Linked DNA regions of Mus musculus: region 2 is linked to region 1. The links are chromatin loops, found by intact Hi-C in ENCODE. Cell type or tissue: heart. All regions are shown on one strand. Region 1 has its middle 21 kb from the start of Kdelr2. Region 2 holds the start of Gm38736 (a long non-coding RNA gene).

Region 1 (2,500 bases):
CATCTGTAATGGGATCTGATGCCCTCTTCTGGTGTTTCTGAAGACAGCAACACTATACTCATATATTAAAATAAATAAACCGTAAGCCTTGTACACTGGGAAAGAGCAGGGCCGGAGGGAGAAGAAAAAAAAAAAAGTTTAACTAAGCCCTTGGGCCAGCAAGATGGGGCTTAATGGATTAAGGTGCTTGCAGCCAAGCCTGATTCCCCGAGTTCAATCTCTGGAGACTACAACACAGGGAAGCGTTTTCCTCTGGTTTCTACACATGTGCCATGGTGTGTGCATGCCCCTCCACCGCACAAAAATATTTAAAAGACCCCCTCTTGGTGAAGTGATCTGCACGACTTCCTTCACCCTTCACTCTCCAGGGAGAGCTAGCTGCCCTGAAAGCCTCCTGGAGATTGGTACCCAGAGGACACTGGCTAGTTGTGCTAGATGTTTCAGAATCCTTGTTAGAAACATCTATAGGGTGTGTGAGGTTGCTCAGTGGGTAGAGTTCCTTGCTGCTTAAGCCTGGTGGCTGGCGTTCAATACCTGGGTAGAAGGAGAAAACCAACCCCACAGATTGCCCTCTGACTCCATGTACACGTTGTGATGTATGCTCACATGTAAACACACCCCGACAGTAAGAATGAAAATAAGATACTTAAAGTCATGTGTCTAGGTATGTGGGTCTCTGCAGAGGCCAGACGCATCAAAGCCTTTTGGAGCTGGAGTTCCAGGGGGTTGTGAGTGGGTGTTGGGAATTGAACTCAGGTCCTCTTCAAGATCGGTAGCACTCTCAATTGCTAAGCCATATCTCCACCCACAAATAAAGTTTTGAAAAGGAATAGATGTGTAGAAACTGACTTTTCGGGACCTCAGGTTTGATGACTAATGGGTAAATACGGAACCCCACGTGGGGTTGGGGTTGGTTTTTCCGCCCCCTAGTGGTCAGTTGTGAGATTCCCATGTAGCCTGAGCTGTCAATCATCCTTCACTGACCCTATAAAGGTTAGTGTGGGATTTGGTTTCTCCTGTATCCCCTCCCCCCTTTTTCTTTTGTTTTGAAACAGGATCTTTGTGTCTGTGCAGATGGCCTGGAACTCCACATGTAGACCTAGAATTCACAGAAATCTGGCTGTCTCTGCCTCCAGAGTCCTGGGATCAAAGTCCTGGTTTATATAATTCCTATTTCTTATCCCTGCTATTTAAAAGCCTGGTGAATCCGGGTATGTGGTACAGGACTGTCATCCTAGTCACTCCAGAGGCTGAAGCAGGAGGATCATAAATTCAAAGTAGCCTTGGAAACCTACTGAGATCTATCTCTAAAATGTGGGGCTAGGGAGAGGAGAACAAGAACCTGATTTTGTTTTTGTTGGCTTGGTTTTTTTTGTTTTTGTTTTTGTTTTTTGTTTTTTTTTAAGACAGGGTTTCTCTGTGTGGCCCTGACTGTCCCAGAACTCACTCTGTAGACCAGGATGGCCTCAAATTCAGAGAGCCAACTGCCTCTGCTTCCCGAGTGCTAGGATTAAAGACGTGTGCCACCACACTGGTTAAGAGCCTGAATTTGACTCCTTAGCTCCCAGCTAAAAGTTGGATGTAACTCTAGCATTGAGGGGATTCATATAGAAGTGTGCTAGCAAGCCAGACCAGCTGAAAAAAAAAAATGAGCTCTAAGTGAGAGAGACTACTAGGTGGGGTTCTTTAGAGTCACAGAACTTATGAAATGTCTCTATATATTAAGTGAATTTATTGAAATGGCTTAAAGTCTGCATCCCACCTAATCTAACAGTGGGCAGCGGTGAATGGGAAGTCCAAGAACCTAGTAGTTGCTCAGTCCCACGAGGGTAGGTGTTCCAGCTGCTCTTCTGTATAAGCTGCCATCCTGAAGAAGCAGGTTCCAACAGATGTGCTGGCAAGTAAGTGCAAGCAGGCAGAGAAGAGGAAGGCCTTCCTTCTTCCAATGTTCTTATGTAGGCCTCCAGCAGAAGGTATGGCCCAGATTAAAGGTGTGTGCCACCACGCCTGCATCTGGAACTTGCTTTTTCCCAGGATGGCCTTGAACTGAAGAGATCTGCTTGCCTCTGTCTCCTAGGATTAAAAGTTTGTACTACCTTGCCTGGGCCTAAGCTTTTCATGGCCACTGTGGCTCAAGATCTGGATCAAAAGTGTGCCCTCCATTTCTGGGTTGTAGTTCATTCCAGATGTAGTCAAGTTGACAACCAGGAAGAGCCAACATAGAGACCGTGTCTCAAAAAATAAGGTAGGAGAGAGTGCTGGAGAGATGAGATGGCTCAGTGGTTAAGAACACTGGATTCTCTTCAGCTTCAATTCCCAGCACCCACATGGCAGCTCACAACCACCACTATCTGTAATTCCAGCCCTAGGAGATCCAACACTTTCTTCTGGCCTCCAAGGGCACAAAGCCCGCATGTAGTACACAGACAAAACACCCCTATACATAAATAAAATAATTTTTAAGATTAAAGTGGTCAGGTGTGGTGGTCTTTAGTCCCGC
Region 2 (2,500 bases), 49 kb before region 1:
CATACACACACATGCATGTCACATGTACACACATGAAAATGAAATAAATTTTTAAAAAAACAGAGTGGTAAAGGCCAATACTTAACCTGCCTTCACTCTTTTATGCAATCCTGCCTCGATCCAGGCTCCCTGTTAGAGTGTGTCTCTGTCCACGGTTAAGATGGGTCTCCCCTCATCAGTGTGAAGGTAGGAGGAGAATTTGTAGGATTCAGGGATCAGACTCAGTCAGACGTGGCCGCAAGCTTTCTCACTCTCTAAACCATTTAGATGGTGCCGAGTGTCAGTTCTCACCTGTGAACTGAAGAACGGCTATCTGGCTCACACAAGGGTGTTGAGTGGAGGAGACTCCCACCCAAGTCCACCACGTGGTGGTCGGCTGACGGCTTACCCTGTCTTTCTCTCTTCCAGGCAGCCCGGCTGAAAATGCCTCCCTCAAGTCAGGTGACCGGATCCTCTTCCTCAATGGATTGGACATGAGGTTAGGAGCCTCTGGGGTGTCTTGTGATTTGGTGACGAACCATCCCCCAAGACCTTTGCCTCTTGGGACACTAACAATGGCCCCGATCCCCTTCTGACCTATGTCCAATGTCCTATGCATCCTGTGTCTATCCCTCTTCCAGTGAAAGCCACTTTTTCCCTGTCATGCTGGGAACCAAATGCAAGATACAATCTCAGCGCCACATCCTCAGCATTTTGTTTTGTTTCAGTTTAGTTTAGTTTAGTTTAGTTTAGTTGAGACAGTGCCTCACTCTGTATCCCAGGCTCACTTGGAACTCACTATGTAGCCCAGACTTGCCTTGCAGTCATGACAATCCACCTGCCTCTGCTGAGCACTGGGTTGCAGTGTTAGTTACCATGCCTGGCTCCCAGCCCCATTTAAACGTTTTACTTTGAGAGAGGGTCTTGATTAGTTGCCCAGGCAACTTGGACTTGCTATATAGTTTAGACTGGCTTTAAATTCTGCAAATCCTCCTGGCTTTAAATTCTGCAAATCCTCCTGCCTCAGCATCCCAAGTGCTTGGATTATGGTTGTGTGCCATAGGGTGACATAGGAATAACTCCTTCTATGCTCAGGAATGCCAATCCAAGGCATCTGCAGGCAAAGCTGCCCAAAGCCTGGGGCTTCTACCATATAAGACCTTAACTTATGCGAAAGTTGGGGTTCTGGCTACTCCTGAGTGAATGGTGGGTTTATTGGGTGGCTTCTACATGATGGGCAGAGCTCACTTGGCAGGCCCTCCTGGGCCATCTCCTTTGCAGGAACTGCTCCCACGACAAGGTGGTGTCCATGTTGCAGGGCAGTGGCGCCATGCCCACGCTGGTGGTAGAGGAAGGACCGGTCCCTTTCGCCAGTGGTGAGACTGTCTAGTCGTAGAGTTCCCAGGACTGTTTTGGTCGCTTCCCAGGGACGCCGCCAGGGGGTGCGATAGAGCCCAACTCGCAGCGTTCAATGCTGTTCACAGCTCAGAAGGCTGCTGACCCCACCTGTCTGGGAAACTGCACCTACCTTGGTGACTCCGGGTCACCCGTGCCTCCCCATGCCTGTGGTCCCCCGCAGATTCAGATTCTCTGGATTCCCCGACCCGGGCGTCAGCTCTCACCTCGCTGCAGTGGGTGGCGGATATCCTGCCTTCCAGTATCCGAGTCCAGGGGAGGACCTTCAGCCAGCAGCTGGACCACCTCCTCACTCCTCCCGAGCGCTATGGAGTCTGCCGAGCTCTCGAGCGCTTCTTTCAGCACAGGTGCCCTGGGAAGAGCGGTGGTAGGGATCTAACCTGTTTGCGCCCCACCCAAGTTTCAGCTAAACACTGGCAATCCTGTTCTGCCTGCTGGTCGCTCCTCAGCCGCCTTAGGTGGAAAGAGGGAAGACAATAGCTAGTATGAAGGGAGGAACAACTGACGTGCCTTAGAACAAACCTCAACTTTTACATTTATTCCTTTATTGATTTTTAAGACCCAGTCTTGCTACATAGCCGGTTGTGCCAGAACTCAGAGAGCCTCTGCCTCCTCAGGGCTGAGATTAAAAGCCAGAGCCACCCTGCACAGCTAAATCTGAACTCTAACACCTCGGGCAAATACAGACCTATTTGAACTGCATTGAACGAATTGAGGCAGGCAGGGAAAGTTGATGGGACACCAAGAACCCTCACTGGGCTCTTGGAATCTTAAAAGTAAATAAACAAATAACAGCGATTATGGCTTGTGGCAAGCCTTCCTCCTTTCCATTCTCATAAGTTTGGTCTAGATGATCTTGTTACAATATAATTCATATGTTGTACAATTCAGTCACTTATTTATTTTTTACTTAAAAAATTATGTGGCTATTTTGCCTGCATGTAAGTGCACCACATGTGTGCAGTGCCTACGTAGGCCAGTAGAGGGCGGCACATCTTCTGGAACCAGAGTTACAGGTGTTTGTGAGCTGCCAGGGAGATGCTGGGAACTGAACCTGGGTCCTCTGCAGGAGTAGCACCAATGCTCTTAATCATTAAGCCTTCTC

What was found. A loop is a pair of places that touch in the nucleus more often than their neighbours do. Peaks named below come from ENCODE experiments on the same cell type or tissue, not always from the same donor. Only the 100,000 strongest peaks of a DNase experiment are listed, where the experiment ranks them.
Region 2: it touches region 1 in a loop (2.9-fold over the local background); 11 of 42 quality-filtered maps call a loop at or near these places.

The regions. Positions count from the first base shown.
Region 1 is chr5:143,423,171-143,425,670 of GRCm38, forward strand. No RefSeq gene overlaps it. Among named protein-coding and RNA genes, the nearest start is that of Kdelr2, 21 kb to the left of the region's middle. In heart, CTCF peaks have their summits at 18 (motif pointing left) and 941 (motif pointing left); a DNase peak (open chromatin) is centred at 931.
Region 2 is chr5:143,373,992-143,376,491 of GRCm38, forward strand. Grid2ip (glutamate receptor, ionotropic, delta 2 (Grid2) interacting protein 1) reads left to right here. Exons shown (of 22, transcript NM_001159321.2): 5 at 409-478; 6 at 1,261-1,355; 7 at 1,559-1,742. Gm38736 (a long non-coding RNA gene) reads right to left here and starts at 1,276. Exons shown (of 4, transcript XR_003955832.1): 1 at 87-1,276. In heart, CTCF peaks have their summits at 1,417 (motif pointing right) and 2,365 (motif pointing right); no DNase peak of the experiment used is centred here; H3K4me3 peaks cover 572 bases; H3K27me3 peaks cover 1,996 bases.